3 separate regions of the Homo sapiens genome follow, and regions 1 and 2 are each linked to region 3. The links are chromatin contacts, found by Hi-C or POLR2A ChIA-PET in ENCODE. All regions are on one chromosome and are shown on one strand. Each heading gives the region's core, a stretch centred on a gene start or an enhancer-like site at or near the end of the contact. The rest is flanking DNA. Distances are from core to core; before and after follow the strand shown. Region 1 holds the start of RABGAP1L (RAB GTPase activating protein 1 like). Region 2 holds the start of RC3H1 (ring finger and CCCH-type domains 1). Region 3 has its middle 88 kb from the start of FASLG.

Evidence for each region. A loop is a pair of places that touch in the nucleus more often than their neighbours do. ChIA-PET counts read pairs that join two places held with the same protein, here RNA polymerase II (POLR2A). Pooled maps may share reads with other maps.
Region 1: a loop to region 3 is called in a map of CD8-positive, alpha-beta T cell, with 3 times the contacts of the local background. The contact joins the promoter of RABGAP1L here to the enhancer-like site in region 3. A Hi-C loop is called at or near these places in 3 of 168 maps with a recorded cell type or tissue (CD8-positive, alpha-beta T cell and naive thymus-derived CD4-positive, alpha-beta T cell), 5 of 37 single-sample maps with no recorded cell type and 12 of 50 pooled maps. POLR2A ChIA-PET finds 5 or more read pairs at or near these places in 1 of 52 experiments (activated B cell).
Region 2: a pooled map shows a loop between it and region 3 (5-fold over the local background). The contact joins the promoter of RC3H1 here to the enhancer-like site in region 3. A Hi-C loop is called at or near these places in 2 of 37 single-sample maps with no recorded cell type and 7 of 50 pooled maps. POLR2A ChIA-PET finds 5 or more read pairs at or near these places in 3 of 52 experiments (CD4-positive, alpha-beta T cell, IMR-90 and activated CD4-positive, alpha-beta T cell).

Annotation. Positions count from the first base shown.
Region 1 is chr1:174,158,134-174,161,702 of GRCh38, reverse strand. RABGAP1L (RAB GTPase activating protein 1 like) reads right to left here and starts at 2,183. Exons shown (of 26, transcript NM_001366446.1): 1 at 2,046-2,183. It overlaps RABGAP1L-DT (RABGAP1L divergent transcript), which reads left to right and starts at 2,416. Exons shown (of 4, transcript NR_121197.1): 1 at 2,416-2,539; 2 at 2,713-2,816. RefSeq lists silencers at 1,778-1,957, 2,078-2,477.
Region 2 is chr1:174,020,669-174,024,046 of GRCh38, reverse strand. RC3H1 (ring finger and CCCH-type domains 1) reads left to right here and starts at 1,690. Exons shown (of 20, transcript NM_172071.4): 1 at 1,690-1,951. It overlaps RC3H1-DT (RC3H1 divergent transcript), which reads right to left and starts at 1,564. Exons shown (of 2, transcript NR_187284.1): 1 at 1,407-1,564; 2 at 857-1,264. RefSeq lists silencers at 1,455-1,704, 1,815-2,134 and enhancers at 2,341-2,880, 2,945-3,064.
Region 3 is chr1:172,744,848-172,748,472 of GRCh38, reverse strand. It overlaps the pseudogene SLC25A38P1. Among named protein-coding and RNA genes, the nearest start is that of FASLG, 88 kb to the right of the region's middle. Within about 2 kb of position 2,017, at least 14 of the 41 ENCODE cell types and tissues checked have a DNase peak (open chromatin) inside an H3K27ac peak, as active enhancers do; they include CD4-positive, alpha-beta T cell and CD8-positive, alpha-beta T cell, where a contact is called at or near this core.

The DNA of each region.
Region 1 (3,569 bases), core at 934-3,433, 1.4 Mb before region 3:
TTTAGGTTGGTTTGTATATTCACCATATGCCCCAATAGTACTGAGACTTACTAACTTGTTTCCAGCTTTCTAGAGGACAATGTAGGTTATATAATATGTTCACATATAAGCTCTACCCTATTTCATCTACTTCTCCCCATATGACTTACTAGTACACATCAGAGGCCGGGCGCTGTGGCTAACGCCTGTAATCCCAGCACTTTGGGAGGCTGAGGCGGGCAGATCACCTGAGGTCAGCAGTTCCACCAGCCTGACCAACATGGAGAAACCCAGTCTGTACTAAAAATACAAAATTAGCCAGGCGTGGCGGCGCATGCCTGTAGTCCCAGCTACACAAAAAGCTGAGGCAGGAGAATCGCTTGAACCCGGGAGGCGGAGGTTGTGGTGAGCCGAGATCGCGCTGTTGCACTCCAGCCTGGGCATCAAGAGCGAAACTTCGTCTCAAAAATAATAATAATAATAATAATAATAATAATAATAATACACATCAGAGCAAATGTAGGCTACATAATATGTTAAAATATAAACTCTGCCCTGCTTTATCTACTTCTCTCCAAATGAATAATACATAATATCAGCGCATTTATTGAACTGATTTAGTATAGACACCAGTCTAACTCAAAGTCTAGAGCTAACCCCTCAGGCAGGTGTACATTTAATACAATTTGATGATAATGTATACATAAAGTTCAACTAGTCTTTCTCCTTAGAAATCTCATTGTCAATTTCATAAGGGACGCTCTACTGAGAAAATGAATCACAGGCCAGTTTTCTAGTACTAGGAGCTTGTGAACCAGTATTTTCCATGAACAAAATCCACTTCCAATGTGATCACAAAAAGCAAACTTCACATCCGTATCTTCTGACATCATAACTAATGGATATTCTACGGAAGATGCCAAATATAAACACTACTGTAAGAAAAGTCAGAAGGTTTTCATGAAACTGTGTTTTCAGAATTTTAACAAGCAACTACTTACCTCCCACTATGCACGAGGAAATTTAAATGTATTAAAAATCCCTAAACCCCTCCAGTGCCAAAAATAAAGGCCTTAAAATCATTTTCCAAACTGCGCTGAAATCTGTCAGGCAAGCAAAAGTTCTCCTTACCATTAGTGTAATAAGGCTGGCATTTCAGTTTACTTGCATGAAACCAATTTTGCAAGTGACCACCCAAGTTTTGGTACATATTCTAATATAACCCTATCTGAGAGATCCAAGGACCTGGACACACTGCCTAGTATCTGAAACCCGTCAGTTCAGCTCCCATGCACCCGGCCACCTCCCGCTAGCCGGTGGCCCCTTTCCACATGCTGACGCACTGCCCAGCCCTGTACCGTTGGCGACCAGTGCAAAGTACTAGCCCAGTCTCAGAAACTTTGACTCAGTTATCAGGACACTGAGCACTCACAAGGTGGGTGGGGGTTGGGGGGAGGTGTTTGTCATGGCTCAGGAGGTCAACTTTGAAGCGGGGCATTCCCTACAGGTAGGGATCTGCCCGGAACGCATCCCATCCCAAACTGCAAAACCACAAGCATCAACAGCAGGAGCCGAGCAAAGTGCTCGGCGGAGGAAGAGGAAGGGCGAGGGAGAGAAATGGTCGAGTACAGAAGCCTGCGTGTGGGTAAGAAAATACCCTAACCACTCGCCCACCGGACGCAGGGCGGCTGGGACTGCGAATCCAGCAGCAGCCACAGCGTAGCAGCGGGCGGCAGCCGCCGAGGCAGCAATGTCAGGAGGGCACAGCTGGAGGAGGCGGCCGCCAAAGCCACTACCCCACCCCCAGGTAAGGGCGCCGACCCCGCCCGCCCTATCCGCGAGGAGCGGCCACCTGGGAGAACTGCGGTGTCCGGGAGGCGGCCGACAGTCCTGAACCCGCCCCCTACCCTCCTTACCGCGGTCCTCCCGCATCCCAGTCCTCGGCTGGGGCCCCATCTCGACCCTCCCCAGGCTCAGCCCGACGCCAACACACCCAGGCAGCCTCGGCCCGCGGATCCGGGCCGCCGGGCCGCCCTCGTGTCCCTAGGAGGCCGTCCTCGCCTCACCTCTTCACGTCTCCGCGGGCGCTGCCGAGACAACAACTCCTTCAGGCGCCCGCGTTCCACCCTCCACCTCGCGCTCTGAAGCCGGGCCGGTCCCGTTCGCTCCGCCACCGCTGGAGCCCGAGGAGGGCGGAGGGAACTGAGAGGGGAGGGGAGAAGGGCCGCCTGGCAGGAAGAGGCGAGGGAGGGGGCGGGCCGAGAAGGAGGGGAGGAGGCGGTGGCGGCGGGTCGGAAGCGCGCTCGTCCAGGCCCCTCTGCGCGGCGTGCGCGCTCCTGATGTCGGAGGCGCCCACTCTGCCGGGCGGCGGCGGCGCACACGCGCGTGCACGTCGCTGCGTGGCCGCGGTTGCGCCGGGAGCGGAGGAGTGAGGTCCTGACAGAACCAGAGCTGTTAGAGCAGGGACGCGCGAAAGGCGGGAGTACGGGCGGCGCTGGAGAACCTCCGCGGCGGAGGGGCCTGGGGGTGGGACCGCGCCCGCGAGCCCGCCCTGACCGGGGTGCGTTCTACTGGCAGTTGCTGAGTTCGGAAGATTAACTCTGAATGTGGAGAGATTATTTTCTTGCTCGTAAACCTGGTTTACATATTTTCATTCTTAATGCTCAGTAATCTTAAGGAAAGTCACCTGAAAGAATACTTTTTCACCAAGTACTCTTCTGCGCCTGTTTGAAGGTGTCTGTGTGCTTGTGAAGCGCTCCCTTGTTAGTTCCTTCTGTGAGACTCGGGGGAGACTGAAGAGGGAAATCACCTGCGGGGAATGAACAGGAAAGCAATAAGTAAGCACCATTACGTATTATATGAAGAAAATGTGCCCTCATTTGCACCTTTTTATCCTTTGGGGTAAAAGATGTTGAGGTACAAACTAGGTAGAGGTAGAATAAACCAACGCTTTTTCGCTACGAAGATTGTACTGATCCTTGAATTGTGGACATCCTTCTTCTAGATCCTGCAACCAGAAATGACCTGTAAATTTTCCGAATCTCCTTAGCACTTTGTTCTGTAGTTTTGTGGCACCTAACATGTCAGGCTTATCCAGGTTGCCCTGTGCAGCATTTTATCCCACTAGACAACCGCTGTGAACCTGTATCATTCATTTGTATCTTACACTGTGCACCCTGCCTAACTCATAGGAAGCACTCAATGAATGTGATTGCATGGATAAGTGAATATAGTGTCCAGTGATTGCAGCCATAGAATGACTTTAGTTTAAATATCTCCCTTCTATCCCACTTCAATTCCCCTGCCCTCATTTTCCCACCCATATTTAAAAGCTACTCTGAGAAACGTGACATTTGTCCAAAGGGCCCTCCCTGACAAATTCCTTCCCCCCACACCCCCGCTTTTCCTGATGTTAATGTCTATAGATGCTGAGACATATCAAGAGTGTTGTAACTATTTTTTTGTTTCCCCTACCTTCTGGGCTGCTTCCCTTATTAACTTCTGTATCTCAGGAGCCTACCTAGCCCTGGGCCTGACAATAAATGCTGAAAGTTTTTATTATATTTAATAAAGTTAGGGTTAGAATAACA
Region 2 (3,378 bases), core at 441-2,940, 1.3 Mb before region 3:
CAGGCTCCGGACCTCAGGTGATCCGCCCCCCTCAGCCTCCTAAAATGTTGGGATTACAGGCGTGAGCCACTGCATCTATCTGTCCTTTAACGTATTTTTAATTGAAATATTGACGAGATAAAAATAAACAACGTAAAAATCATACTGCTTAAGGGAACCTTTAAGGAGCCTTACCAACTGTGGTATAACTATTAATAGTTCAAAGAAATTACATTATCTAGGTTACTTGCAATGGAAGTTGAGTTACTCGCTTCACCTAAACAAGGAAGTTGGCATGTTTGCCTAGCAACAGTCGCTAAAACCTTCTGTTGTGGAAGGTTCCCTAGGAGTGAGAAGAAGGGAGGAGGAGGAAAAGCAGGAGGAGCAGATTAATCTGTTTTTCCTAGCAGGGTACAGAGGCCTGGTCTGAGAAGGGAAAGGCTTTAAGAGATCCCTTTAGATTGGCACATGCTAACCTAAATCCCCCTGTGGTAGCTAGAAATTCACTCTCTGTAGGACTGGGGTTACTATTTAGTAGGCTGAAAAGACGATTACAGATTAAACCCAGTTCAGAGGCAGCAAATTCCAATCAGTGGAAAGACAACAATAGGTCTTCTAAACAGAAGCTGAGATCTCAGTAGCAGGAGGGTGCTAACAACTAAAAAGAATTCTTCTCTGCCAAGAGTTTAGGAAGGTGTGTGATATTTCTTAAAAATAATACAAAAACACTATCTGTGATAGCGATTCCAATGTATCAAGTTAAAGGCAGAAGTGCTTCTCTTGGGGTACTGTGATGTAAACAGTGAAGAAAGGACAGAAAAACATAATCTCTGCTCTCTTGGTCAAATCCTGAAGCAAAAAAGGTGATAGCGCCGAGTAGAGGTATTAAATGGTTGTTTATTTGGGGACTCTCTCTCTCCTCTATTCTAGATGATTTATTTTGAAATTAGTACTGTATGGTGTTACAATAATCCCATTTCTTCCCCTTCTCAAAAGCGAGGGTTTGGCTAAAATGAATTGTCTGAAGGGACCTCCCATTCCCCAAAACCAAAACGGCACCTTTTCCACAAGGGACAAGAAACTTTTAAAGAGTCGCAAGGTTAGATTTCAGGAGCCCTTCTATGGGCCATATCTTTTCCTGTCGTCCCCAAATAGCTCTTATTGTTCACACAGCCCAGGAGAGACGTTTTGGAGTAGCGTGTCCGGGCCTTTTGGGCTGTTTCACAGCCTTAGGAGGCTGAACTCCCAGAGGGGTGACGAGGACAAAGCTGATGAGATCCAGAACCTGGATAATATGGAAGAAGAAAAATGGGGTGGGGGACAAGACGTGAAAAAGAAACAAGAGTTGGGGGACAACGGCTGAGAAAGCCGAAAGAGTAGACGTAGTGTGGGGTTCGATGGAAACGAAAGAAATTCCCCCAATTTACTCTCGCCATCTGGCCACTGGCCCGCTGAGCCCAAAGGCGCCGGTGCGGGAGGGCAGACCGGACCGAGGGACCGGTTCATCTGCTCAGGGCGTGTGAGACTTTCGGTCGCGGCGGAGAGCGTCGCCGGTCTCCCTCCGGGCGTTGGTGGCCGGTGACTCAGAGCTTTGCTCCCGCGCCCGCCCCTCCCCTCCGCCCGCCCCGCCTCCTGAGGGAGGATCCTCGCCCTCGTCTCCGCCCCAGTCTCCGGGGCGGGCCGGAGCCTGAGGAAGAGGAAGGGGACGAGGACAACGAGCGACTGGGCGGCGGAGGACGAGGAGGAGGAAGAGGAGGCCGAGCAACAAGATGGCCCCTGCTGCAGGAGCAGCCTCAGCAGCAGCAGGTGGGAGGCCGGAGGCGGTGCTGGCGGTGGCGGCGGCAGCCGTGGCCCGGCGGCCTGGGACAGAATCAGAGTCAACGGTGGCCTCGGCGGCGGCGGCGGCTGCCGCGGCGGTGGCGACGGCCGCGGGGACTCGGAGCTGAGAGGAGCTGCTGCTCGGACCAGCGCGGTGAGCGAGCGGCGGGCGGCGACTTGGGGAGCGGGGCTGCCGCGGCCGGGGCCTCAGTCGGGAACAATAGGCAGCTGTGGTCGGGAAGGGTTTGTCCTCGCCCGCCCTCTGCTCCTCCGCGGCAGCGGCAGCCCGGCCGGCCCCAGGCTCCTCAGGGCCCCCGCCGGCTGTTCTGGGGCTTGTCAGTGGCCGGCGTCCTTTAGGCCTCAGGCCTCTGCATGCCGCCTGTAGGGCCTGTCGGGGTAGGTAGGCCGAGAGGAGGACGAAGGGAGGCTCGGACGAGAGGGAGGGGGCGAAAGGGCTACCTGGCTCCTGTGGTACTCCCAGGGCCTGGGCCAGGCGGGGAATGCGCACGGGAACTGCTTTTTGGACCCCTAGTCTGTGGGGGTGGGGGAGGGCGAAGGCGTCTGTAAACAGGCGCCGCCTCGGCCTCCCAGCACCTCAGGGCTGCTTCCTCCCCCAGCCCCTGAAGCGCTCCCCTTCTTTGGCCAAGTGGATTTCACGGTGTCTGTTTCCCTGAAGTCCCTGGAGATCTAGCCTGGTAGTCTTCTCCCTGCTGGCGATGGGAAAATTGTGTGTGTGCAGGTGTCTTTAAAAAAAAAAAACAAAAAACTTAAATGCAACAAAAACATATAAAATGTGGTTATCGGTAAAGGATGGAGTGGTAAGGGATGCGCCTCTCTAAACATCTCTAAGTATCAGTTCTATAAACATCAGTTATGCCCGCATCCCAGGTGAGAGTGGATTGAAACAAGGGCTCTTTTGGAACAGTAATAACACAACTCTTGACATACCAGAATAGCCTATGAAACTGGAAACAAACACTGGCAACGCGGAGACAAACTGTAATGTTTAAAGAGGACTTTTATTCCAGCTAGGCGTTTTGAATTACTAACATGCAGTATAAGAAGCAACATTAACTAGCATAAAGTGGACCTCAGGAAGCACTTCGAAAGGAGACAGGTGGTTCATCTCCGGCCATAGAGCTTCTTGTGCCTTGTCTCGTGTTTCAGTAATTTTTCCTGAAATTGTTCAAGACCAGTCTTTTCTCTGAGTTTGAAATTTGATTTCGTTTTTGTTTTGTTTTGCGACGGAGTCTTGCTCTGTCACCCAGGCTGGATTGCAGTGGCACAATCTCGGCTCACTACAGCCTCCACCTCCCGGATTCAAGCGATTCTCCTGCCTCACCATCCGGAGTAGCTGGGATTACAGGCGCCCGCCACCATGCCCGGCTGATTTTTGTATTTTTAGTAGAGACGGGGTTTCACCATGTTGGCCAGGCTGGTCTGGAACTCCTGACCTCAAGTCATCTGCCCTCCTCCGCCTCCCAAAGTGCTTGGATTACAGGCGTGAGCCACCTCGCTCAGCCTTAAACTTAATTTTTCAAGGCTTCTACCACATTTTCTTACAAGTGAGGGAAAAGGTAG
Region 3 (3,625 bases), core at 768-3,267:
GGATGGCTTACTTTAAGCCAAGGGCTCTCTGACCTCTGCGCCTGTAAGCATGCAGCCGCCCGGGTTCAGATCCTGCTAACACAGGGGCTGCAGGCGCAGAACAATTCCGCCACAGGAATTACGCGCCGCTCTTCACCCGCGCGGCAGACTCCGCGGCTCTGCTCTCCTGCCCATCCTGCCCCGCCGCGGGCTTCAGCACCGGAGGAGATGAGGTTCTGTGTCTAGAACCTTTCAATAAGTCCTTTTCCTGCTTATATAATCTAGAGCTTATACCTATTAATTGCAACCAAGACTCTCAGCTAGAACAATATTTAATCAGTACTTGTATGTTATGATTTTAATAAATATATTTTATTAAGAAGTACAAATAGCTATCACATACTAAATTTCATAAATATTAGCAGTTTAGTAAGTCTCCCTACTGAATCTATTCCATCCTAATAGATGCTGCCACCTACTTTATAGCAACTACCAAATGACAGGCCTAGTACCTAACAAAAGTTAAAAGGGGGACTTGCCTTGCCTTGAAAATTCAGCCCCCTGTAATCCCAGCCCTTTGGGAGGCCAAGGCAGGCAGATGGCTTGAGTCCAGGAGTTCACAGACCAGCCTGGGCAACATGATGAAACTCCGTCTCTACAAAAAATACAAAAATTAGCCGGGCTTGGTGGTGCATACTTGTAGTTCCAACTACTCAGGAGGCTGAGGTGTGAAGATCGCTTGAGCCTGGGAGGCAGAGGTTGCAGTGAGCTGTGATCACTCTAGCCTGGGCAACAGAGCAAGACGCCATCTCAAAAAAAAGAAGGAAGGAAGGAAGGAAGGAAGGAAGGAAAGAAAGAAAGAAAGAAAGAAAGAAAGAAAGAAAGAAAGAAAGAAAGAAAGAAAGAGAAAATAGAAAAGGAAATTCAGTCCCGTGAAGTAATAGCAATTTTTATATACTTGTGAAATATAAACTGTCTTGAATATCTCACTAATTATTTAATACATGCTGCTTCACTACTGGGCTTTTCTTATTCTCTCCAATTGCCCAAATGACTTACCAAGGCAATAGGTAGTGATGATGGCTCAGTGATATAGAATTTGACAATAATTCTATTCGCGCTTTCTTGGACCCAGAGGGATTTAATTATTGAGGAAAGAAAGACAGTCTCCTTGATTGGAGGACAGCGGCACTCCTATGATTTGGATACCCAAGAGCAAAGTTAAATGGAGATTCTAGGGCAGACATGCAAGTGGGCTTGATCTCACTTATCTACTGTGATCTGACAGCAGTGGCTGTCAGGAGCATGGTGACGGGAAGTATCTTGAGGCTACATCCTGGCTAAGCAAGAAAAACATAAGACAATTAACAATGCTTGCAAGGATGCAGAAGTGGTGACAAGAGCCCATATTGGCTCTACATGTTATCATGAAAAAATTAACCAAATAAGACCACGAAGGAGAGTTAGATTACAAGAAACTCCTTATTCTGTATAGTGGCTATGTACAGCCTTAATTTTGATTCTCAATAGACCTGCTGAGATTTCTTAGGGCCTGGATGAATAGTCCAATATCACAAGCCATTAACATACATGAAAATTAAAGATGTAATACTAGCAAGTGATCCTCTTGGAAATGTCCCCATCAGGTTCCAGCTGACCAAATGTAAACTTATTTAAGTATGTTTGTAGATCTTGAGCTCTTAGCCACAAACATCACTTTAAATGATGAGTAAAAATAGATAAGTACTTCAAACATTGGCAAACACTCAAAGATTCAAAACCAAATGTTTCTTCCTAGTTTACCTTGTTTAAAAAGATGACACAAACTACTCCTAAAAACTAGTGACTGCCTACATTGGTAAACATTCTGGTCCTGGTGGCCTCTGGTGTTTCTTCCTTCTAGTCATGTTGTCCTTTTAAGCAAGGGTCACTCTTACTCCTCAGAGGAAAGTCAACATGACTCACTTTCAGAAACTGAAAGTACACCATGTCCACATAAGCAGTGCTGCTTACTGTATAACCGCAAAACCACATCAGAATAAGTCAGCTGCTCAGGAAGGAGAAGAAGGAGTGAGCTGAACAAACTCACCCCCATTCCAGATGGGGAGACTTTAAGAGTAGCCACAGGCTTCTTTGTTAAGCAGAGACTTAGATCAGAGGAGAAATGTCAGTGGCAGGCAGTGCAAGCAGGGTCCCTGGCTTCTGGTTACTGAATACATTGAAACAAGAGCCCACTCAAGGCCCCACTGTAAAGCCCTGAGGTTTTGGCTTCATCATCTCTTTCCTTTCCTTTGGTACATTCTTTCCCTAGTTTTCATCTCTCTCTGAACGTCAGGTGCTCTCTTGCCAAACCTCGTGTTAAGTGATTTTGGACAGGGTTTAAAGAAGTGGATCTTTTCTCTGAGTTAGATATTGTTAGGATCCCATGACTGGGTATCTTAATAATTCTTACCTAGAAGGTGTGAAGAATAAAACGAGACTGACTAAAGCATTCCTTGGTAAAGCAGCAGCAATCTCTTATATCAATAAGGATAGGGGCACACTGGTCATTTTTGTGGTCACTTTTAGACAACGCTCTTGGTTTCATCTGTGCTCAGACAGGATTATAGAGTGGATTTTATTTCTTTCTCTATTGTGATCACAGAGTGCCTTTTCTGATGTTGGCATTCTATGAAATTGTTTCTACTCAACAGGAGAACACTGGCCTAGCCATGAGTGCAGCACTAGCTTTAGCAACACCAAGGTCTAGCCTGTTCTCCATTCTTTCCTTGGGACAATCCACTCTTCCAAGTGACATAAACTAATCAGAAGAATTAATATCAGTTAACAAGAGTTAAGGGGCTGGGGAGGGGGGGTGTTCCGTACTTGCATTATAATAGTGACCTTTTAGAGAAAAGGCTGACCCCAGATAAACCATAATAGAGAAACTGGGTGGAAGAAAATAGATTCAGGAATTCTCCAATTAAACCATATAGGCAACCAGCTCCTCTGCCACCATATTAGCTGATCCTACATTTCATACCCACAGTTGAACTTCCAGGTAATCAACTAAATGAGGTCCATTCATGTTACCCTACTGTGCAGGCTTTTGGGATGGTTTGCCAACCACACTTCTAGAAGTCTCTCCTTTCATACAGAATCTCCTCTCATCTGGCAAGCTAGTCTCTTCTTGTTTTTCTGGTTTCTAAATGAATTCATATTGGAGCTTAACTTGCCAACCCTTATGAGTTGCTTTCAGAATGATCGCAACTGTTCTGAACAAGCCACCCTTTCTTGCTTGACTTCCCACTACTTTGGAGAGTGATTGTGAATCCTTGTGACTTCTCTTCACAGTACTCTTCTGCCACCTGGTGAAAGTTCGTAACACAACAAGACACTAGAGTTGCCATTCACTTTCAACTTCTACACACCCTGACACCAACACTAAGAAAACAGACACACTCACAGATGTCAGTCCATAAACACCTTGTAGGCATCTGATGCTCCCAGAAGAGGCCTGTCCACTAGGATTTCTGGGATGACCCCTCACCCATCTCTCCTTCTTCCGCCTCTCTGAAGGAAATAGCTGATTGAGAAGGATCCAGTTTTTTGCTAAGAGTTCACATTGAGACTGGAAAGGAAATGAGAATAAAAAGTATCTGGACTT